3 separate regions of the Mus musculus genome follow, and all the other regions are linked to region 1. Evidence: chromatin loops called from intact Hi-C (ENCODE). Cell type or tissue: left cerebral cortex. All regions are shown on one strand.

Evidence for each region. Peaks named below come from ENCODE experiments on the same cell type or tissue, not always from the same donor. Only the 100,000 strongest peaks of a DNase experiment are listed, where the experiment ranks them.
Region 2: a loop joins it to region 1, with 3 times the contacts of the local background. A loop is called at or near these places in 10 of 42 quality-filtered maps.
Region 3: a loop joins it to region 1, with 4 times the contacts of the local background. A loop is called at or near these places in 12 of 42 quality-filtered maps.

What each region holds. Positions count from the first base shown.
Region 1 is chr8:70,893,849-70,901,848 of GRCm38, reverse strand. Rpl18a (ribosomal protein L18A) reads left to right here and starts at 4,406. Exons shown (of 5, transcript NM_029751.4): 1 at 4,406-4,490; 2 at 5,537-5,716; 3 at 5,804-5,933; 4 at 6,140-6,249; 5 at 6,342-7,127. The coding sequence starts at 4,473. The coding sequence ends at 6,434. It overlaps Mir7067 (microRNA 7067), which reads left to right and starts at 6,279; the gene lies at 6,279-6,341. Snora68 (small nucleolar RNA, H/ACA box 68) reads left to right here and starts at 5,993; the gene lies at 5,993-6,090. In left cerebral cortex, CTCF peaks have their summits at 3,648 (motif pointing left) and 4,602; DNase peaks (open chromatin) are centred at 3,633 and 4,321; H3K4me3 peaks cover 1,967 bases; H3K27ac peaks cover 1,704 bases.
Region 2 is chr8:71,371,912-71,379,911 of GRCm38, reverse strand. It overlaps Ocel1 (occludin/ELL domain containing 1), which reads right to left. Exons shown (of 4, transcript NM_029865.2): 1 at 7,927-8,000; 2 at 7,279-7,444; 3 at 7,110-7,163; 4 at 6,223-6,966. The coding sequence ends at 6,838. Nr2f6 (nuclear receptor subfamily 2, group F, member 6) reads left to right here. Exons shown (of 4, transcript NM_010150.2): 2 at 1,429-1,523; 3 at 3,639-4,163; 4 at 5,158-5,793. The coding sequence ends at 5,429. Among named protein-coding and RNA genes, the nearest start is that of Ocel1, 4.6 kb to the right of the region's middle. In left cerebral cortex, a CTCF peak has its summit at 3,952; DNase peaks (open chromatin) are centred at 3,447, 3,919, 4,162 and 4,900; H3K4me3 peaks cover 1,001 bases; H3K27ac peaks cover 1,103 bases.
Region 3 is chr8:70,960,269-70,968,268 of GRCm38, reverse strand. No RefSeq gene overlaps it. Among named protein-coding and RNA genes, the nearest start is that of Gm10654, 33 kb to the right of the region's middle. In left cerebral cortex, a CTCF peak has its summit at 3,869 (motif pointing right); a DNase peak (open chromatin) is centred at 3,881.

The sequences.
Region 1 (8,000 bases):
CCTGCATGACAGAAGAGGTCATCAGATCCCACTACAGATGGCATTACAGACAGCTGTGAATCACACCATGTGGTTGCTGGAAACTGAACTCAGAACTTCTGGAAAAGTAACCAGTGCTCTTCAAGGCTGAGCCATCTCTCCTGTCCTCTATTCAGGAATTTTTTGACATGTGTAACTGTGTGGAGGCCCTTTCAGAACCTCCATCTGAACTGAGAACATCTGGAACGAGGTGTGTCTTGCTATCAAAGATGGCCTCATTTTGCATTTCTCCTGTCTTAGTCTCCTGAGTGGCTGGTATGTCAAGTGTGTGGGTCCACACTCGGTAAAATAGGCTCTGCATGTGTGTGCTCATGCAACCACTCTTGTGCATGCGACAGAGGACAACTTTTAGAAGTAAGTTCTCTCCAGGCAGTGATGGCACACGCCTTTAATCCCAGCACTTGGGAGGCAGAGGCAGGCAGATTTCCGAGTTCAAGGCCAGCTTCACTCACAGAGTGAGTTCCAGGACAGCCACGGCTATACAGAGAAACCCTGTCTCAAAAAGAAGAAGAAAAGAAGAAGAAAGAAGAAGTAAGAAGAAGAGTTCCCCTCTTCCACAATAGTGGGATCTAGTGCCCTGATTCAGGTCCTCAGGCTTGATGCCAAGTGCCTGTGCCAGCTGAGCCAGCTGAATAGCTTCTTTTCTGTTTCTCTTTTTGTTTTGAGATCACATTTTATGTAGCTCAGGCTGACCTTGAACTCTTGATCTCTCTGGCCTCAGCCTTCCTAATGTTGGGGTGACAAGCAAGTCCCACCATACCCCTCTCCCTTTGCCACTTCCCTCTGTGGGCCTCACAGGGTAATGGAAAGACCTGGAGATGTTTAAAAAAAAAAAAAAAACAGGAGAGAAAACCAGTGACAAAGAGACTGGGGACAGCCCAGTGCCCAGGGCCAGCAGCAGCACTCCATGTCTGAGTCATCTGAGACATAGTGGACTGAGCCATGGGACTTCCAAATTAATAGGAATCCAACTGCTCAATGGTAAATATGAAGAAAACAAGAATGACATGACCGCATGACCCCAGGAGTGCTATGAGCACAGCCAGGGAACATCCCTGAGAACAGGGTTCATCACCACCAAGGGTCACTAGCAAGATACAAACATGGCAAACCAGCTCTCCCACCTCAGTCTCTCTGTCACTGGTTTTCTCTCCTGTTTTTTTTTTTTTAACATCTCCAGGTCTTTCCATTACCCTGTGAGGCCCACAGAGGGAAGTGGCAAAGGGAGAGGGGTATGGTGGGCACCAGGCACAAAAGTGGTGCACATATATACATGCAGGGAACACCCATAATAAAATAAAATAAATTATTTAAAGTCCCTGAATAAGCTGCACATGGTGGCACACACCTTAATGGGAGCATTGGGGAAGCCGAGGTAGACAGATCTCAGAACTCTGAGCTTGAGGCTAGCCTGGCCTACAGAGTGAGACCTTGTCTCAAAATAATAAAATCAAGTAATCAATTAAAAGTGTCATTTGTGCTGGGCGTGGTGGCGCATGCCTTTAATCCCAGCACTTGGGAGGCAGAGGCAGGCGGATTTCTGAGTTCAAGGCCAGCCTGGTCTACAGAGTGAGTTCCAGGACAGCCATGGCTATACAGAGAAACCCTGTCTTGAAAAACAAACAAAAAAAAGTGTCATTTGTGACAGGTGTTGTGGCAGATGCTTATCATCTCAGCACTGGTGAGGTAGGGGCAAGAGCAATCAGGGGCATTAACAACTACATAGTGAGTCAAGGCCAGCCTGGGCTACATGAAACCCTGTCTGGGTAGTAAAAAAAAGCATGTTGTCACAGAAGAGTTGGGCCAAGATTTCTTAGAAATTGTTTGTTTGTTTGTATGGCCGTATATTTTTAAAAAAAAGATAAAACTTTACTTTTAAAACAAAAGCTTTGGGCTGGTGAGATGGCTCAGTGGTTAAGAGCGCCGACTGCTCTTCCTAAGGTTCTGAGTTCAAATTCCAGCAACCACATGGTGGCTCACAACCATCTGTAATGAGATCTGACTCCCTCTTCTGGAGTGTCTGAAGACAGCTACAGTGTACTTACATATAATAAGTAAATAAACAAAAGCAAGCTTTGACCAACCTGGGCTACATAGGGAGGCCTAGTCTCAAAAAGCAAAAAGAGGGGTGAGGCCCTCTGAGGGTAGACCCTGTGGACTTGGCAGAGTGGGAAAGGCAGGTGTCCTGGCGCAGAGAAGGACCCAAGCATGGTAAACGTGGTACCAGCAGGTCTTGCCCTCTCCCTTGCTGAGCCATTAGATTACATTCCCCAAGCTAGCCACCAAGGGCTACTTCCTTATGCCTGAATAAAACACCAAGGTCCAGCTATCAAAAGTCATTATTTGTCTACACTAGCTGATCTGTCTAATCAGGACTTACCTAGTCACCCTAGCACAGACTTCCCTTTTTCTCCTTAAAACCCACTCCTGCAGAAGCACCTGCTATGCCCAATCCAGAGGCAGCTCCCCCCACCCCTGCTTGTCCCTGGGGGGATAAATAAATGTCCTTTGTACTGAGGATCAGATGTCTGGGTCTGTTCCTCCTCAGAGTGTAAGGCCTGTTGCAGACAAGGGAAACCCAGGGTACTAGGTAGTTTAGGGTCTGAAGGCATTTTAGGGTCTGAGGACTGGTTACAATATCCTGCCTAGTTCTGCAAGGCACAGGACTGAAGTTACTAAGGCAGGGACATCTCTGCCTAGGGACTGAGGGATAAAAGCAGGTGGCCTGAGATCCCAGATTAACAGGTGTACTGCAGAAGAACAAAGGCACAGGGGACAAGCCAGTCAGTGGACCTCAAAGTCCAGAATACTCACTAGCCTGTGGTGACAGGGCTGTTGTGACAGAAACCTGAGGTCTTACCAACAGGTGGCCCTGCTGGGATTCTTCATAGCCCCTAGGAGAGGAGCCATTTGGAGAGGAGGTCTGTTAAGGCTAGAGCCTGTCGCCACTCAGGAGAGGCCAAGGGGGGCATCTGCAAAGCAGGAAGTGAAACTGAACCGCCAGCACCTGTCCTGTTCACCCAGCTGAGGGTCTTGTAAACTCTGAATTTACATCAAAGCCCAGACCAAGGTTAAGGCTGGGCCTGTGGATACCAACTTTTTCCTCACACAGCTGTTTCTCCATTCCTTTCCCTGTGCCCTCTCAGGGCACAGCTTGCACCCCAGCATCTGTCCTGCATCTTACAGAATGTATCTACCCCACTTCAGCAGCCTCCAGAACACAGGTTGGAGCAATGTGTTCCAGCAGAGGTGGACTGTGTCCTAGCCTGCCCATTGCACACCGACATGTTATTAAGCTGTTTATTTTGGGGTGGGAAGGCTGTAAGATGAGATCTTTCTGTGTAGCCAAGGCCATCTTTCCTGAGCCTCCTGGCTCACTCTCCCATTTGTAAGACCTCAGGCATGCAACACCACGCCCAATTTCTAAATCTTACAACTATCTTATGGGACGGGGAGTGTTAATGCGGCTGGGGAAACTGAGGGATCACACTTGAATGCGCCTGAGCACAATGGAAATGGGGGACCTAGAAGCACACATCCCAGCATTGCATTGCGTTGCGGCTGAGCCAAAAAACGCGCTCGCCACCTAGTGGCCATTAGCGGAAACACACGGCGGATATTGTCGCCTTCAGGTACAGGACCTGGCCAGGAAAATGACAAAGTTAAGACAGAGTGACACAGCTCTGATACAATTCTATAAAGAAAATAGTTACGTGGGCTGGCAGGTGGCACACTCCAGCATCCCAAGAACTAGGAAGAGGCAGGAGAATTACAGTGAGTTACAGGCTAGTTTGGGCTACATTATCTCAATAAACAGTAAAAAACAAACAAACAAACCAAACTAATGACAGAGAAAAAGATAGATGGGGCTGGAGAGAGAACAGCAGTAGCTAAGAGCACATACAGGGATCGATTCCCAGCATTCACCTCACAACTTTTAACTCCAGCACTGAGGAACTGACGCCCTCTGCGGGCCTCCGAGGCACCAGACACGAAGGTGGTGCAAGCAAATAAAAAAGATGGATGATGGGTCATAGATGGGTAGATACACAGAAGGATGATGTAGAAAGTGGGAAGAAAAAGATGAAAAAAGAGAGAGACAGAGAGAACTAAAAATCCGGAATCTAACTAGGAACCACGATTACGCGTAGACTCCCAGGATCCCTCGCGCACGACGATGGGGCGTCCCGGGAGAAACTTGCAAAGGCCCGTCGCGCTGCTCTCTGGGAACTGTAGTCTCCGTGAAGAGAGGCGGGACTTATACGTAGCTGATCGGTACCCAATAAAAAAGCCAAGAACTTAGACCGCTACTAGCTGTACCCAATGGAAGCACCGCATCAGGAGGGCGGGACTTCCGTCAGAGACCATGGTGAGAGCCTGCGCGAAAGACAACACTTCCTTTTGTGACTGGCGGTGAACGAGTGCGCAGTGCCATGAAGGCCTCGGGCACGGTAAGGAGGCCGCGGCGGGGCAAAAGGTGCGGCGTTGGCGGCAGGGCCGCTCGGGTTGGCTGTGTCCTCCGGGGTGGTGGTGCGTTCGTCGCGAGGGTCCCTCAGCGGTTACGGGCAGCTCTCCTCGCCCACAGCCTCCTTGCGGCCAACATGGCGGCCGCCGCGTGCTGGGCGGCCGAGGACGGAGCGGGTTAGATCGGGGTGCACCGGAAGGCCCTCCGCCTTTTCGTGTATATCAGCGTTACACTCCTTTTCGTTGCCAAATCTAGCCCCGTGGTTCTTTTAGTCTTTTTTTCCTTCGAGACAGGGTTTTCTCTGTAGCCCTGGCTGTCCTGGAACTCACTCTGTAGACCAAGCTGGCCTCGAACTCAGAAATCCGCCTGCCTCTGCCTCCTGAGTGCTGGGATTAAAGGCGTGTGACACCACGCCCGGCTGGCTTGTTTTAGTCTCTTATGAGGTTTAAAGCTAACCTGGTCTATTTAGACTGGAGTGGACACGCGGCCCGCCTTAGGTTTAGAGAGCATTTGGTAAGCTTGCGGCCTGTCCCCAGCGCTGGCTACACCGAGCCTGCTGCCACTTATCTCGGCACTTGAAATCGAAGCAGAGCGTCGCTAGAATCATCCTTAGCTAGTTCTAAAGGCTGGCTGACGGTAGCCTAGGGTGCCGGATCTCATACTGGCCCCGGTGTGTTGGACACAATCCTTCGGACTCTTGGTGAAAAGCTAGTCTGGAATCGTCAATTAGTCCCAATCCAGAGACAGTTTCTCTGTAGAACAAATGGCCTTTTTCCTGCTCTGGGATTAAAGACGTGAGCCACCTTTGCCATCTTGGCCTGGAGTTTCAGGGAGAGCAGAGCAGCCTGCCACATGTAGACCCTGAGGCAGCTTCGTAGCGGAGCACAAGCCTTCTGACTTGCCTCACACTGGGCTCGAGTGTATGAGCCCACTTTGGACACCCCTGCCTGTGGGAGGACTGAATCTCAGGCCGGCTCTGCCTCCACACCCCTCCCCCACATAGACAACTTTCTCTCCTGACATGTCTTTCAGCTTCGGGAGTACAAGGTGGTGGGGCGCTGCTTGCCAACCCCAAAATGCCACACACCACCACTGTACCGTATGCGAATCTTTGCACCCAACCATGTGGTGGCCAAGTCCCGCTTCTGGTACTTTGTGTCACAGCTGAAGAAGATGAAGAAGTCATCCGGGGAAATTGTGTACTGCGGACAGGTGAGGTCTGGGGCCCCACAGGATGCCGGTCGCTGGGTACCATCAGAGCCAGGGCAGCACTCCTCATGTCCTCCCTACTCCCCACAGGTGTTTGAGAAGTCACCCCTGCGTGTGAAGAACTTTGGCATCTGGCTGCGCTATGACTCCCGCAGTGGCACACACAACATGTATCGGGAGTACAGGGACCTGACCACTGCTGGTGCAGTCACACAGTGCTGTGAGTCTCCAACCCTCTGCCAATTTCTGGCACCCAACCCAAGAACTGTCGCTGCCTGTAGCGGCTGTTTAAATAGTGGTGCACACAGCAAAGGGGCTTCGTCGCCTTTGGGGGGCTGTGCAGTGCCCCCCAGAGTGAATCAGTAGGCTCTACAGAATGTGGGGGCATTCTGGGTGGCTGGGGCTGATTTTCTTTTCTTTCCACAGACCGAGACATGGGTGCCCGACACCGTGCCCGTGCCCACTCCATCCAGATCATGAAGGTGGAAGAGATTGCAGCTGGCAAGTGCCGCCGGCCAGCTGTCAAGCAGTTCCACGTGAGTGACCCCGAGTGTGGGGCTGACGCAGGGCTGCAGGGGGTGGTTGCACACGGACAGTCTCTGGACACTGATTGCTTCCCTCCCCACAGGACTCCAAGATCAAATTCCCACTGCCCCACCGTGTGTTGCGGCGCCAGCACAAGCCACGCTTCACCACCAAGAGGCCCAACACCTTCTTCTAGACACAGAGACCCACTGAATAAAAACTTGAGACTGTCCTTGCTTGTTTGCTTCTATGTCCCTGGAGAGGTCCCAGTTGGTCCCGTCCCTAACAACATGCTAGCCCTGCTCACCTGCCTGTCAGCCTTGCTCAGTGGCATCTTTCCATAGGTGTGTATCCCCTTAGATTAGCTTCAGCCCCACTACGATTTGTCTAGGACATAGCCTGAGCCCTGCCTGTGACACTGAGGGGTAGCAGTCTGTTTCTGGACTCCAGGGTGCTGCTGTCTCAGGCCTAAGAATTCCAGACATGACTATAATCCAAGCCTGGGGACCTGGTTGAGCTTTTTATCCTGCTGGCTCTAAGCTTCAGCTAGGTGGAAATGAGGCCAGCCAAGCCCCACAGTGAGCTTGCAAGCTTTAGATGGGGACAGGGTTACGCTTTGGTGAATGATGGAGGAAACATGGGGGTTCCTTTTGTTGGGTGCAGCCAGCACGGCATCATCATGGTGCCCAATCTTGAAAGGGCACAGGCCTGAAGCTTCCTGGGACTGTTCTGTCACAGGGAGGAACCTACTGCAGTTGCCTACAATTGCTACCTCTGAGGGACTTGCCTCTGGCCCCTTGTAGACATTTCCATGTCTACACATGGCCCAGAGTACTTTCAGGGATAGCAATGTGTGAATGGCACTTAGAAGATAACATGTGAAAGCCATAAGAGGGCATCTGGTCTATAGATGATTCTTTTTCCCATTAAGTCCATTGGTCCCACATCAAAGGAATGGGTGACCCCTCAGACTGCATTGCTTCCCTGTGCAGAGTAGAACCAGTGGCTGCTGCTTTGGAACCTTGAAGAATCCATGAAAAGTTCCTTCTCTTAACCTGGTTTTGTCCCTAGCACCTGTATTAGGCCCACATCTGTAACTCTTGCTCCAGGATATCAGATGCCTCTGCAGGCGCCAGAATTCATATACAGCTCCCCTTCACCCACGTGCATAATTAAGTTTTGTTTTGGGGAGTTTGTGAAGATACCTGGTGTGAGACTAAGCCCAGCCCTCAGGGAGGCAAAGACAGATCTGAGTTCGAGGCCATCCTGGTCTAAAAGGTGAGTTCCAGGACAGTCAGGGCTACACCAAAAGAAACATTGGGTAGGCACACGACCAGCCCCAGCTCTCCCTGATGCTAGGCACAGGTCATGACTGCAAGTGTTGTCCCAACATGGCAGTCCCGCTGCCTCGGGAAGACTCTTCCCTCCCTCCTGCGTTAGTGCTTCTTCCCATTCAGAATACATGTGTCATCTCATCTTAGTTCTACCCATTCTGAAGCCTTGCAAAAACCTGAAACCCCGGGCTGGAGAGATTGGCTCAGTTAAGAGCACTGACTGCTCTTCCAGAGGTCCTGAGTTCAGTTCCCAGCAACCACAATGTGGCTCACAACCATCTGTAATGGAATCCAGTGCCGCCTTCTGGTGTGTCTGAAGCCAGCTACAGTGTACCCACATGTAAATATAAAATAAAGTCTAATAAGAAGAGAAAAGCCCTTTCAACCTCATCAGTAATGCCCTCAAGCCCGCCTGCCACCTAGGTTTA
Region 2 (8,000 bases), 480 kb before region 1:
TTGCTCCCCTCCTCCACCTGTAACTGGGCCACCAGACTTTGGCCTCATTCTTGTGTCTGGAATGAGTTGCTGGGTCTGGCTGGGTCTTTGGGGAGAGTGAAGGGGACTGGGGCGGGCTCTCTAGGATCCTCAGGACCTATGGTGTGGGGCCTCGTGTGGTTGGTCTCCCTCTCTGAACCTAAGTGGACTAGCAGCTGTCTGGAGCTGGGAGGGCTTCAGGAAGTGGCCTCAAAGCCCTGGGGTAGGGCAGGCAGAGGAGGACCCTCCCCCCATGATGCTTAGTGGGCTGTGTTGTCAGGTGAGCCCATCCGGGCACAGCAGAGGCATGTGGGCATGAAGTGCTGGGTTGAGGGCAGCAGGGAGCCATGGACAGTGTGTGAGCATGGTATGGTCACATTGGATTGGGAAGCTGGTCACTGTTACAGCCCCAGCTACTCAGAACACAGCCTGGACAGCATAGCAAGGGGGCAGTGTCCACCCCATCCCCAAACAGAGATAGAGATAGCCATTGTGATGAGCATAGCACAACAGGCAAAGCATATATCACTTTAGGTGAGATAGCCAGAAGAACTTACAGGTTTATGGGTTTTAATCTGTCCCAACCACACAGTGGAGACGTCAAAGCCTTCCCTGAGCAGAGCCCACCCGCTTAGGGCCTGGCCAGTTCCGCCTGGCCGCCCTGATCCCCCATCACTGCTTGGCTGCTGGCTTTGTTCTGGCTTTGCCTGAGTTCTCTCTGTCCCAGCTGGGCCCCTTCCTGGGGGCCTCTAAAAGTCAATAGGGTCTGGGCTCTCCTAACTCTGCCCAGAGCACCCTGGCTGGGACAGGAGCTGTCCTGGAGCCCACAGAACCTCTCAGCTCAATGGCTGCTGCATGGGGCAGCAGCCAGAGGGTGATATAGGAACAGGCTGGGAGGAGAGGCCAGCGCCTAGAGCTTGATTTCTGCCTCTTATTTCTACTCCAGGTCTGGAGGCTTTTTGGTGCCCAAATTGGGTACTCCTCGTGGGCTGTCCACAGAAAGAGTCTTGGGCTTATGGAGACATGGGTATGGGGCTGGTGTTCTCAGAGGAGAAAAGTTCTGTTCGTTGCTTCTCACCATAGGCTGTGAGGTTGAGCCAGCGCAGTACTGTGACTCCATGCATAGCTGGTACTTGGCCTGGTGGTGACCAAGTAAGATGAACAGGATTCGGTTTCCATCCTTTGCGTTTCAAGTCTGTTCCATTGTGTCCTCTACCAGGAAATGCTTTTCCATCTGCCCCCTTGGGGAACTTCTGTGCATCCCATTCTGATCAGATTGCTCCTTCCAAGCTAGGGAACTGAGTCCTCACCATGTACTCTTGGGGCTCCCATCACAGGTCAGGGATCCCCCACTGGTATTTCCCAGGGGTTTGCAGGCACATCAGTGGGAACCCTGGCCTGTGTCTCCAGGTCCAACCGTGACTGTCAGATTGATCAGCACCACCGGAACCAGTGTCAGTACTGTCGGCTCAAGAAGTGCTTCCGGGTGGGCATGCGCAAGGAGGGTGAGTAGCCCTAGGGATGTGGCTGTAGCCAGGCCCTTGTTGGGGACCTGAGGGGAGGCAGCTAGGATACCAGATGCCTGGTAGTGGGGTGCAGCCACTCGGTTTTTTCCCCAGGCCCCGCCTGACCTCTGACCTCAAAGGGCAGCTCCTTGCCCTTTCTCCTTGATGACCTCTCCCGATCTCCCCTCCCCCCTTTCTGAACTGGGAGGATTATTTTTACTTTTAACATTTGTTTACGCTCTGTTCTGTATGTTTGCTGAAGGCAGGATCCAGCCAGTTTATAGCCAAAGGCTGCCAAGGGGAGACTCAGTTGCCTATCCCTGCCCATGAGACCTGGGGAGACAGACTGCACAGCTGGGCCTCAGATCCTTACAGTCAAGTGCAACCTGGAGGCAGCCACTCAGAGCCCTATGGATCGGGTGCCTGGGCTGCTCCAGAAGGGGGGGCTGCTTGAGTGCCCCAGTCCAGCCTGGGGTGTGGGTCAGCCTGGGGTATGGGCCAGCCTGGGAGGTACATCATGTAACAGGCTTCTGAGAACCTGACAGTCAGGCATAGTGGTGCATGCAGGCTTGTCATCCCAGCATCTATGAGGCTGAGGCAGGAGGGTTTCCAGTTTGAAGTCAGCTTGGGTTACATAGCAAAACCTGGTTAGAGAAAAACCACATGCACGTAGGCACATACAAAAAACCAAACAAGCACCAGCCTTATTTGATGACTCTTTGGTCCCTTTAAGTTTGAAGGTGACTCCTGCTCTGTCCTTGCCCAGACTGAATTTTTGTCTAAACTTGTCTGTCTGATGGAAAGTCCTGATAGGTCTCTAGGCAGAGCCTGTGATCGCTGGGACTCTTGCTTCTAGTGCCGTCCTGCCTCAGGGCCTTTGCATAGCCGTTCCTTCTTCCAGATGTAGCCTGGTACTTCCCTCACCTCCTTGATTGTTAGTTCCTCAGGGTGCCCTGCTTATTGAGTGTGCAGTCCATGCTGCTCTGAAACTGACACCATTCATGTGCCCATCTCCTGAGCCTGCTGCAAGGTCTGATACTCAGCAGGATTCAACAAATGGTTCTTGTCTGGAATTACCATCCACCCAGCCCTTCACACCTGACAGGCATATTGAAAGCAAAGTCACTTAGATCCTCAAGTAGCTTCGTGGTCATCTGCCTTTGACACAGGAAGAACCAGGCAGAGAGCACAGGGTGAGGAGTGTGCCGACCTGTGAATTCCAGCAGTCTAGACTGGGTGGAAGAAGAGAGGAGAGAGGGAAGGAGCAGGATTTGGAGGTGTGGAACATTCTGGGCACAGGCCCTGCAGTAGGACCAGGGCTGGATGAGGGAGCAATAGTGAGGGTTCCCATCCTGTCAGCAAAGGGAGGGTCTTGGGCCATTTGAAGCCCAGTCTGGCTCCAGCTGACAGGCGGTTCCCAGGTTCTCTATGTTTGGCCTGGGTGCCTCAGTGCGGTGTCCCTGCATCCCTGGCTCTCGCTCTTCCTGGGCTGACCTGGAGTTCACCCACCAGTGAGACAGGTGTCAGCTCATTAAAGCATGCTCATTAGACGCCTCCTGGCTCCCTGCCCAGGCTGCCTTCCCCATGCTAAAATGCCCTGGGGAGCCAGCCTGTGTTCTTGGTGCCTCAGTTTACTTTCACTCTGTTCCTGACTGAGGACTCAGATAAGCATTGGATTTTTTTTCCAGTTATTTTTTGAAACAGTTGTAGCCCATTCTGGCCTCAAACTTAGTTTGTGCTGAGGTTGGCCTTGAGCTTCTGACCTTCTTGCCTCCATGCTCCAGAGCTGGAATGGCAGGTATGTACCACCATAGGCAAAGCTAACAATGGCAGCCCCTGCTCTTGGGGACCACTACCGGTGCCATGCTGCATTAGCGATGTGGTCCCCCTGGGGAGAATTGCAAGTAGCGGGAGAGGCCAGAGACAGAAGCTGAGTTCTCAGTGATTGACAGATGTGGCCTCCACGTTGCAAGAGGAGGTGCAGCTGGTGGGGATGCTGGGGGTGGCCTCCGGACACTGCTAGTGCCCAGTGTGTGCCCGGTCCCCTGTGTGGCCTCACGGGGTGGGGGTGGTCTTCCCACGCTGCCACCTGACGTGCCCTGTTTCCCTCTGCAGCCGTGCAGCGAGGCCGCATCCCGCATGCGCTCCCCGGTCCAGCGGCCTGCAGTCCCCCGGGCGCGACGGGCGTCGAACCTTTCACGGGGCCGCCAGTGTCCGAGCTGATTGCGCAGCTGCTGCGTGCTGAGCCCTACCCCGCGGCCGGACGCTTTGGTGGCGGCGGCGCTGTACTGGGCATCGACAACGTGTGCGAGTTGGCGGCACGCCTGCTGTTCAGCACGGTCGAGTGGGCCCGCCACGCGCCCTTCTTCCCCGAGCTGCCGGCCGCCGACCAGGTGGCGCTGCTGCGGCTCAGCTGGAGTGAGCTCTTCGTGCTGAACGCGGCGCAGGCGGCGCTGCCGCTGCATACGGCACCGCTGCTGGCCGCCGCGGGGTTGCATGCCGCGCCCATGGCAGCCGAGCGGGCCGTGGCCTTCATGGACCAGGTGCGTGCCTTCCAGGAGCAGGTGGACAAGCTGGGCCGCCTGCAGGTGGATGCTGCGGAGTACGGCTGCCTCAAGGCCATCGCGCTCTTCACGCCTGGTGAGCCGCCCCGCCCCATCAGAGCCCCACCTAAACACAGGCCACGCCTCCAAGCAGACTTCACTGCCACACACCAGACTCCCAACTGGACCAAAGGCCACTCCCTCAGACTGACCACGCCCCCATTGTCATTGCCCCAACTCAGCCTCAGGCAACCAGGTCATCCCCTTCCCTCTCTAGCCAACCTGGGCCATTCTCCAGCCAGACTGAGAGGACACTGACTCAGGCCACACCTTTTTGACACAGGTGACTCCGCTGTTAGACCTGGCTTGCTGCTCTCTGGCCTAACACTACCCCCAGGCCCCTACTCAGACACTGCTCCAGGCCATGTACCAAGCTGCCTGAGACCATACTCTGCATCCTACGCCTGATGTCACTCCATCATGCCCTCAAACTAATCCAGACCTCTGAGCTCCTGCCTCTGTTCTGTTCTGTTCCATATTCCACAGGGCCATGCCGCTTGGGTGCAGGATACAGCTAATGACCCTAGGTTTTATCCCAGGCCACACCTCAGGGGCCATTCTCTCTGATGACATGCCTTTGCTGCGGTAGGGGAAGACAGTACAACATCTTAGAGACCCTGAGATGTGAGCTGAGGAGAGACCAGCGAAATCTAGGACTGTACTGATTACAAATCCAGACCTTGTCTAGTCCCCTCCTGAGAGAGCAAAAGGGGTATCTGGGCACTGCTTTGAAGAGAGGCCTTCCGGTGGGCGGGGCTGAGGGAGATCCTGGCCTGGAGGCTACTCCCACAAAGTGGTGCCGAGTAGCAATGCCCCTCCTATTGGGCAGGGCCTTCGTTTAGCCATGCATGGAGCAGCAGTTCTTGAGCCTGTCCCTGCAGTTGAATACGGCTAGTCTGGTGGACACAGACTTACATACGCTCTTACCTCTGTTCATGCTCGCCTCCGGTGGCATCCTTATCCTCTCCCCTGTAGGCCTCTTGCCCTGTTTCCCCAGCCGTGACTGCCCTTGTCATCCCTGCTTCCTGCAGATGCCTGTGGCCTTTCTGACCCAGCCCATGTGGAGAGCCTGCAGGAGAAGGCACAGGTGGCCCTCACCGAGTATGTGCGTGCCCAGTACCCATCGCAGCCCCAGCGCTTTGGGCGTCTGCTGCTGCGGCTGCCAGCCCTGCGTGCTGTGCCCGCATCCCTCATCTCCCAGCTCTTCTTCATGCGCCTGGTGGGCAAGACACCCATCGAGACCCTCATCCGGGACATGCTTCTGTCAGGGAGCACCTTTAACTGGCCCTATGGCTCGGGCTAGTGATAGTCACCTTCCAGGACATACATGGAAACTGGGGCCTTGTGGGGACCCTGGGGATCAGGGCCCCAGCTTCTCTTTTGAGACTGATTTCTTTTTTTAAAGACTGTGAAATGTTTGTTTTGTTTTATTTTTTAAATAATCATGAAACCAAAAAGATTTGGATCTCCCAGGCCTTGTCCTGGCAGACCTTCAACAGTCTGGAGCCAGCATGCTGATGCCTCTGGTGTCATGGGTATCTGGAAAGGCCACTGCAGCTAGGCAGGAGTACTATGGGCCAGGAGGATCCCCTGGATACATGGTCCACGGAGGGCACCATGGGATGATGAAAACCTGGCCAATAATAAAGGTATTCCCTTACTTGGTCAGCCTCTGCTTTCTTCTGCAGTATTGGGAAAGTAACCCCAGGGTCTAGTCTGTGCTCTGTAGGTCCCAGTAGGGTGGGAGACTCGCCTCACTACTGTGGAGGAATAAGAGGCCCTGGAAAAGGCTCTCTCAAAACAGCTTTGTGATTGCTGGATCAAGCCACACCTGAAAGCCTGGTGTTTATTCATGTTCATGAGACCAACTTACCTTTTTACATTGGGGTCAGTTTGAATTCAATTTCTTCCCCCAAGTAACATATTCCTGTTTCTAAAGTTACCATAAAGAAGGTGGGGACAGATTGAGATGTGAATTTAACTGTTGATGTGTGGTGATGAAGGGAGCTGGGGGAGTAGCCCAGCAGTGGTGGCACATGCCCTTGGTTCCAACTCATGGGAGGCAGAGGCAGACCAATCTCGGTTCAAGGCCAGCCTGGTCTATATAGTGAGTTTAAGGATAGTGCTAAACAGAGAAACCCAGCCTTGGAAAACAAAAAATACCAGGGAGTTAGGGGCCCAACTGTGGAGTGGGACTGAGTGAGATCCATGCCTATTGAGCCCGAGGCCTGCGTTCAAGCCCTAGCTGATCTACTTTTACTACAAACTCCACACATGTGGTCCTCTCTGTTGGAAGACATCTTCCTAGGAGACTCCTGGCCTGCAAGTGGCCTGGGACTTGTCATCCTCAGTGGCTCAGGTTAGTTTCATCTGAGGAGCTATGCAGAGTGGACAGGATCAAGGTGTCCTGGATTGCGCCCCTGCAGGCAGGCCCCAAGCATTGCCCAGCCCTTACCCCTAGTATGCCCCATCACAATACTTATGCCAGGCTGCCCCAACTCATGCCTTCTGACTATGCCCCCTGGAATCTACACAGCCATTGCCCCCATATGAGACCTCAGACAGGTCTATGAACCTCATTTCCCCTTCTGTAAAATGAAGGGATGCTTTTAGGTAGCTGCACACAGTAGGTGTCTAATCCATGTTTACTCCCTGGAAGAACTGGTGTGGTTTCCTATTGGAGGAGGAGCCCGCCACCATCTCCAGGACACTCAGAAGTACACAGAGTCTTCACTGTTGCTGTCCTGCTGGTCATCAAATTTGCGGATCTGGGCCTTGAGGTGCCTGAGTTTACCCTTCAGGTAGTTACAGCGAGCCTGCTTATCCAGGAAGCCAGGATCCTAGGGGGACAAGAGTTGAGGAAGTCCTCCTGGCACTGTAACCAGAGGCCCTCAAGCTGTTCAGCTTTGATTACATGGTCCCAGTCTCAAGACAGCACCACACACACACAGCCCAATCTGTGACCCCAGGAGTCTCCACTCACCCCTCGCTTCTTCTCAAACTCTCTCCTGACATGAGCTGCCATGCGAGCCTCCTTCTGAAAGGGCAAGGTGGGAAGGGGCTCAGAAGGGCCACCATGACCCTGACAGCATGCCACCCAGTAGAAGCTGCACAGCCGCAGGAAGCTGGGGCACAGGAGTTCCTGGGCTGACCTGGCTTCGTGGCGGGGGCAGCGACAGCAGCAGGGCCTCCAGTTGCTGGAGCTTAGCCTGTGTGGCCCCCACCTCCCGCTGGAGCTCCGAGAACTCGCCATACTGGTCCTGGAACACTGCGGCATAGCGGCTCCGGTCCCTTCTGTTGGTCACTGGTGGGTACTTACTACCAGGTTGGAAGGGGTCAGTCAGTGTATAAGTAGAGGGAAATCTGTCTTTCCACCCATCATGGCAATTGGCTTTTCTTCTTCTTTTCTTTTGGTTTTTTTGAGACAGGGTTTCTCTGTGTAGCCCTGGCTGTCCTGGAACTTACTCTATAGACTAGGCTGGCCTCGAACTCAGAAATCCGCCTGCCTCTGCCTCCCAAGTGCTGGGATTACAGGCGTGTGTCACCACTGCTAGGCCCGGCAATTGGCTTTCCTTTGCCAGTGCTGACCACCAAATCAAAATGCCTTCTACCACCAATTCCGTTTCCTAATTTCATAAACTCTTATTCGCCCATCAAAACCCCAGCCTCAATGCCCCTTTCTGTTTCCCAGGCATTAAGAAGCTCTGAGGGAACGTGGGTATGATGAATTCAGGAGACTAAGGTAGGGGCTATCTTGGACTAGACGACCAGACCTGGTCTTACAACGAGTGGGCACTCACAGCTCGTAGTCAGGTACTGGGTTGAGGCGGGGTCCCAGATCTCTGGGATGCTTCTCAGGGTGCAGTGGCTCCCG
Region 3 (8,000 bases), 66 kb before region 1:
TACTCTGGTTTACCATCTCCTGGGATTACAAATTTGTCCACTATGGCTCACCATCTTATAGGATTACAAATGTGTCCACTCTAGCTCACCATTTCCTGGCATTACAAATGTTTCCCTGCTCGCTCTCCATTTCCTTGGGCTACAAATGTGTCCACTCTGCTTCACCATCTCCTGGGAATACAAATGTGTCCACTCTGGCTTGCCATCTCCTGGGATTACAAATGTGTCCAATCTCGCTCACCTTTCCTGGGATTACAAATGTGTCCACTCGTGTTCTACATCTCCTTGTATTACAAATGTGTCCATTCTGGCTCACCATCTCCTGGAAATTATAAAAATGTCTACTCTGGCTCACCGTCTCCTGGGATTACAAATATGTCTACTCTGGATTACCATATCCTGAGATTACAAATGTGTCCACTCTGACTCTCCATCGATTAGGATTACTAATGTGTCCACTCTGGATTAGCATCTCCTGGGAATACAGTTTTGTCCACTCTGGTTTACTATCTCCTGGGAATTCAAACTTGTCTCCTATGGCTTACCATCTCTGGGAATACAAATTTGTCCACTCTGGCTCACCATCTCCTGGGATTACAAGTGTATCCACTCTGTCTCACCCTCTCACTGGATTACAAATTTGTCCAATATGGCTCACCATCTCCTAGGATTACAAATGTGTCCACTCTCCCTCACCATTTCCTGGGATTAAAAATGTGTCCTTTCTTGCTCTCCATCTCCTTGTATTACAAGTTTGTCCACTCTGGCTCACCTTCTCCTGGGATTACAAATATATCCACTCTGGCTCACCATCCTTTGGCATTAGTAGTTTGTCCACCTTGGCTCACCATCTCCTGGGAATACAAATGTGTCCACTCTGGTTCACCATCCCCTGGGATTACAAATGTGTCCATTCTGGTCTACCATCTCCTGGGATTACAAATTTGTCCACTATGGCTCATCATCTCCTAGGATTACAAATGTGTCCACTATGGCTCATCATCTCCTAGGATTACAAATGTGTCCACTCTGGCTCACCATCTCCTGGGATTACAAATGTGTCCAATCTGGCTCACCATCTCCTGGGATTACAAATGTGTCTGCTCCTGTTCTACATCTCTTTGTATTATAAATGTGTCCATTCTGGCTCAACATCTCCTGGAATTATAAAAATGTCTACTCTAGCTCACCTTCTCCTGGGATTACAAATATGTCTACTCTGGATCACCATCCTTTGGGATTACAAATGTGTCCATACTGGCTCACCATCCTTTGGGCTTACTAATATTTCTACCTTGGCTCACCATCTTCTGGGATTACAAATTTGTCCACTCTGTTTTACCATCTCCTTGGATTACAAATTTGTTCACTCTGTCTTACTATCTGCTGCGAGTACAAATTTGTCCACTCTGATTCACAATCTCCTGGGAATACAATTGTATCCACTCTGGCTCACCATTTCCTGGGATTAAAAATGTGTCCACTCTCGCTCTCCATCTCCTTGTATTACAAATGTGTCCACTCTGGCTCACATTCTCCTGGGATTACAAATATATCCACTCTGGCTCACCATCCTTTGGGATTACATATGTGTCCACTCTGGTTCACCATCCTTTGGCATTATTAGTATGTCCACCTTTGCTCACCATGTCCTAGGATTACAAATGTGTCCACTCTGGTTCACCATGCCCTGGGATTACAAATGTGTCCACTCTGGCTTACCATCTCCTGGGATTGCAAATTTGTCCACTATGGCTCACCATCTCCTGGGATTACAAATTTGTCCACTGTGGCTCACCATTTCCTGGCATTACAAATGTTTCCCCACTCGCTCTCCATTTTCTTGTATTACAAAGGTGTCCACTCTGGTTCACTATCTCCTGGGATTACAAAAATATCTACTCTGGCTTACCGTCTCCTGGAATTACAAATATGTCTACTCTGGATCACCATCCTTTGGGATTACAAATGTGTCCAATCTGGCTCACCATCATTTGGGCTTACTAATATGTCTACCTTGGCTCACCATATCTTGAGATTACAAATGTGTCCACTCTGACTCACCATCTACTAGGATTACTAATGTGTTCACTCTGGCTTACCATCTCCTGGGATTACAAATTTGTCCACTCTGGCTTACCTTCTCCTGGATATACAAATGTGTCCACTATGGCTCACCATCTCCTAGGATTACAAATGTGTCCACTCTCGCTCACCATTTCCTGGGATTAAAAATGTGTCCACTCTCGCTCTCCATCTCCTTGTATTACAAGTGTGTCCACTCTGGCTTACCTTCTCCTGGGATTACAAATATATCCACTCTGGCTCACCATCCTTTGGGATTACAAATGTTTCGACTCTGGCTTACCATCCTTTGGCATTATTAGTATGTCCACCTTGGCTCACCATCTCCTAGAATTACAAGTGTGTCCACTCTGGCTCACCATCTCCTGAGATTACAAATTTGTCCACTATGGCTCACCATCTCCTTGGATTACAAATGTGTCCACTATGGCTCACCATTTCCTGGGATTACAAATGTTTCCACTCTTGCTCTCCATTTCCTTATATTACAAATATGTCCACTCTGATCACCATCTCCTGGGATTACAAATGTGTCCACTATGGCTCACCATCTCCTGGAATTACAAATGTGTCCACTCTGGCTCACCATTATTTGGGATTACTAATATGTTCACCTTGTCTCACCATTTCCTGGGATATCAAATGTGTTCACTCTTGCTCTTTATCTCCTTGTATTACAAATGTGTCCACTCTGGCTCACCATCTCCTGGGATTACAAGTATTTCCACTCTGTCCCACCATATCTCCTGGAATTACAAATGTGTCCATTTTGACTCAGTCCTCCTGTGTTTACAGATTTGTCCAATCTGGCTCACTGTCTCTCCGGAATTATAAGTGTGCAGTCTGGTTCAACCTTACTCTTGTGATTACAGATTCATCCACTCAGCTTCTCCGTCTCCCTGGGATTACAAATGTTTCCACTCGGAATCAACATCTCTCCAGGGATTGCAAATATGTCCACTCTGCTTCATTGTCTCCCTAGGATTGCAGAGGTATTCACTCTGGCTGACTCTCTCTCTCCTGGGATTACAGATGTGTCCACTCTGGCTCTCTGGCTCTCTTGGATTACAGATTTGTCCACTTTGAATCACCTCCCTCCTGGGATTACAGCTGTTTCCACTCTGGCTCACCATCTCTCCTGCAACCTCATGTGTGTCAACTCTGGCTCACTTCCTCCCTGGGATTACACATGTGTCCACTCTGGCCTTTGTGGAAAGTTAGGGGTCCAGACCTCCCAGACACAGCTGAAGCTTCTAGGAGCTTCATGCTGTGTGACACCCTGCACTGAGCCCATTTTGGTGAGTCTCATATCAAGCTGGGCTGCACCAAGGGCCAGGATGGAGCCCACAGCTGGATAGCTTGCTTGTGTAATGTGTACTCTGTGTCGTATATGTGTGACATGTGTGTTATGCATGTATGTTGTGCGTGTATTTGGTATGCGTTATGTGTAAGTTGTGTGTGTATATGTTGTGTCAAAGACTGTCTACCCTGCCTCACACTGTCCTCCCTCTTGAAAAGCATCCATCCACTTGAAAAGTGGAGTCCATGTGGTATCCTGGATTGAAGACCTGCCCTTCCAGACATAGCCGGGTCTTCAGGCCTGATGTCAAATGGAGGTCCTAGCAGGAAGTCTAAGATTTTAATGCCCCCTTCAGCAGAAGCAGGGTCGATGCCCAAGTCTTCTTGGGGTGTAGCAAGACCCAGGGACCTTCAGGAAAGCTTTGGTGAGGAAGCAGAAAACCCTGTGGACTCCAGGCATGTAGAACCAGATCTGGCCACAAGGTGACAACAGCAGCCTTCAAACGAATCCACGAGGCCTTGCAGGGAGGTGGGGCAGGGTTACCTGCCTTTCAAACTGGCAGCAAGCCAGCTGTGACCTGCAGAGGCTTGATTTTAGGGAGCAGCTGGAGGGCAGATAGGAGTCCTCATACAAGAACACCCACTTCCTCAGGTTCAGACCTGTGACATGGTCCCTGCTCTTTAAAGTTACTCTCTTGCCTTTTTTCTTGTTCTTTGTCTCTGTCTCATCTCTATCTTTGTCTGTTTTTCTCTGTCTGTGTGTCTTTCTGTCTGTCCTTCTCTGTCTGCCTTTCCTTATAATGCTGAACTGTCTGGGCTCATGTCCTAGTTCTCCCTTCTTAGCTGGGTTGTCTCCAGACAGTACCTTAACTGTCTACAACCCAGTGTCCTCATTTTTCCCTTGGGAACCAGTGTAACAGCATCTGTGGTAGGTAGGGCTGCTGTGGGGCTCAGGTGAGTAGCAGTGTGGCTTGGAGAACCATGGTTTTGCAGCAGACACACACACACGATACATTAAAATGAAGAAACCCATTTTTGTGTGGTCTTGGGCTCTGGGAATGACCACTGGACATGTTTTACACACACACACACTTGGGCTTTTTCAGTCAGCAGTTTCTTGTTCCTGTGCAGGTGAGCAGAGTTAAGAGGACCAGGTGTTGGTCACAGCTCCACACAGCTCCCAGAGTCCCATGATCACTGTGGCTTAGCAGAAAGATGTGCTGAGGTCGGTAACCTGCACGGACTTCATAGTTCCAGACCCAGCCTAGGGCTTTGGCATCCAGCACTCAAAAGTCTATGCTATGCTCCACTATGTTCATAGCAGCCTTATTTATAATAGCCAGAAGCTGGAAAGAACCCAGATGCCTCTCAACAGAGGAATGGATACAAAAAATGTGGTACATTTACACAATGGAATACTACTCAGCTATTAAAAACAATGAATTTATGAAATTCCTAGGCAAATGGTTGGACCTGGAGGGCATTATCCTGAGTGAGGTAACCCAATCAAAAAGAACTCAAATGATATGTACTCACTGATAAGTGGATATTAGCCCAGAAACTTAGAATACCCAAGATATAAGTTACAATTTGCAAAACACATGAAACTCAAGAAGAACGAAGACCAAAGTGTGGACACTTTGCCCTTTCTTAGAATTGGGAACAAAACACCCGTGGAAGGAGTTACAGAGACAAAGTTTGGAGCTGAGACAAAAGGATGGACCATCTAGAGACTGCCATATCCAGGGATCCATCCCATAATCAGCCTCCAAAAGCTGACACCATTGCATACACTAGCAAGATTGTGCTGATAGGACCCTGATATAGCTGTCTCTAGTGAGACTACGCCGGGGCCTAGCAAACACATAAGTGGATGCTCACAGTCAGCTATTGGATGGATCACAGAGCCCCCAATGGAGGAGCTAGAGAAAATATCCAAGGAGCTAAAGGGATCTATAATCCTATAGGTGGAACAACATTATGAACTAACAAGTACCCCGGAGCTCTTGACTCTAGCTGCATATGTATCAAAAGATGGCCTAGTCGGCCATCACTGGAAAGAGAGGCCCATTGGACACGCAAACTTTATATGCCCCTGTACAGGGGAACGCCAAGGCCAAAAAGTGGGAGTGGGGGGGGGAGAGTATGGGGAACTTTTGCGATAGCATTGGAAATGTAAATGAGGAAAATACCTAATAAAAAAAGTCTATACTAATGTCTATGAAGCCTGGCTAATGTCTATGAAGGTCATCTGTTGTTCAGAGGTGAGGAAAAAAATACAAAAATACCAAAAATACAGTCTGGGGGAGGGGAGAAAGCCCACATCTTAGTACTGACCCCAGAGCCTAACTGATAATCCAGAATTGACACTGACATAGAAGACACCACCTGATACCCACCTGACATCCCAGACCCTGCCAAACAGCCCTGCAGAGCCTGGGTTCCTAGGCATGTGGCCTTCTTGGCAAAACTGGGAGCCTCACCTCCTGACAGCAACCACCTGTAACCAGCATCATGGGGGCCTGCCTCCACATCTCTTCTCTAAGCTACTGCTGGTAGCACAGGGGCAAAGTTGTAATTCTGTTTGTAATTAAGAGAAGGCAGCCTTTAAAGTTGCTCACTGCGTTAGCATCTAGGCAGTAAATATCTTAAAGTGGATTTTCTTTGTTCTGAAAAGCTAATTGATGAGTCACACTGCTGCTTGCCTGAGCCCCACAGCAGCCTAGCCTACCTATCACAGACACCGGGATGAAGACAGTTATGGTACTGCCTAGAGACAGCCCAGCTAAGCACATGCATGTGCATGTATGTACATAGAATGTGCTTGGGAGTTCTCAGTCCTAGTCACAAGCTACAGACATTCAAGGGCTTTACAAAGACACTAAGCTGCATCCCTGCCCTGGAAATAGTGGCTCAGTAGGTTAGAGGGAAACTGCAATGAATATCTTGAGAAGACCCTGATAGAAAAATCAGTAGCCCTCTTTTATAAAAACGGTAAACAAGATGAGAAAGAAATGAGGAAAACAACACCTTTCACAATAGCCACAAATAATATAAACTATAACTCTAACCAATCAAGTGAAAAATCTGTATGACAAGAACTTCAAGTCCCTGAAGAAAGAAATTGAGGAGGATATCAACAGATGGATCTCCCATGCTCATGGATTGGTAGAATTAACATAGTGAAAATGGCCATCCTACCAAAAGCAATCTACAGATTCAATGCATTTCCCATCAAAATTCCAACACAACTATTTACAGACCTTGGGAAAGCAATTGTCAACTTCACATGGAAAAAATAAAAAATGATGGTCAAAACAAGCCTGAACAATAAAAGAATTTCTAGAGGAATCACCATCCCTGACCTCAAGCTGTACTACAGAACAATAGTGATAGAAACTGCATGGTACTGGTATAGTGCTAGGATTGGTTCTAATGCTATTTGTGTTAATTTGGCTCCCAAAATAACAGGAGAATTCACACATCTGCATTTAATACACTGACAATCCCTGCTCCCATTGCCAGCAGCCAATGGCTAGGCAGGGAGACAGAGGCGGGACTTTAGATTTCCCTGACAAGAGACCATGGGAAGAAGAGCTGTAGGAGAGAAAGCATCCAGCTGTGTAAGAGTCAGGCAGAGGCCCCTTCCCCGACTGGATCGGGGGTGGCAAAGATAAGATATAGAGTTTAGAAAGTGATAAATCAAGAATATCGGAGGGTGTGCGTGTGTGCTGTGGGGAGGTTTGGCAATGTCCAGCCATTGTGCTATTTAAGGCATATTAAATATAAAGCTACAAGTGTGTGTGTGTGTGTGTGTGTGTGTGTGTGTGTGTGTGTGTGTGTGTGTGTGTGTGTGTGTGCGCGCGCGCGGGCGTGTGTGTGTGTTCTTCATTCACCACACCCACCGCTAGCAGGAAGTTCAGAGTGGATAAATGAACCACGGCTTCAGTGTAGGAGCAGTGTACTGGTTCAAATAGGTTTATCCTGGGTGGACTCATGTGTTTGAATGCTTGGTCCATAAGGACTGACACTACTAGGAGGTATGTCCTTTGTTGGAGTAGGTGTGGCCTTGTTAGCGAAAGTGAGTCACTGTGGGATTGAGGTCCTATGCTTGAGCTCTGCCCAGGGCAGAAGCCAGCCTTCTCATGATTGCCTTCTGATCAAGATGTAGAACTCTTGGCTCCTTCTTCAGCACCATATCTGTCTGGATGCTACCATGCTTCCTGCATTGATGATAATGGACTGAACCTCTGAACCTGTAAGCCAGCCCCAATTAAATGTTGCCCTTTATAAAGGTTGCCTTGGTCATGGTGTCTGTTCACAGCAATGAAAACCTAAGATAGAAGTTCATACCAGGCATAGGGTATTGCTGTGATAGGCCTAACCATGCTTTTGTTTGGGGGAATATGGATTTGGGGATGTTGGATTTTGGAAAGCAGTGGAATGCTTTAAGTGGACTTAATGGTCCATCCTAGTAGGAATATGAAAGACATTGGTGCTGAGGATGATTTGAACTCTGCAGATTGTTTTTACGATGTTTCAGTAAAGAACATTGCTGCTTTTTGTCCTTGTTTGAAGAGTCTGCCTTAGGTTAAGGTAAAGAGATTTATAGTAAT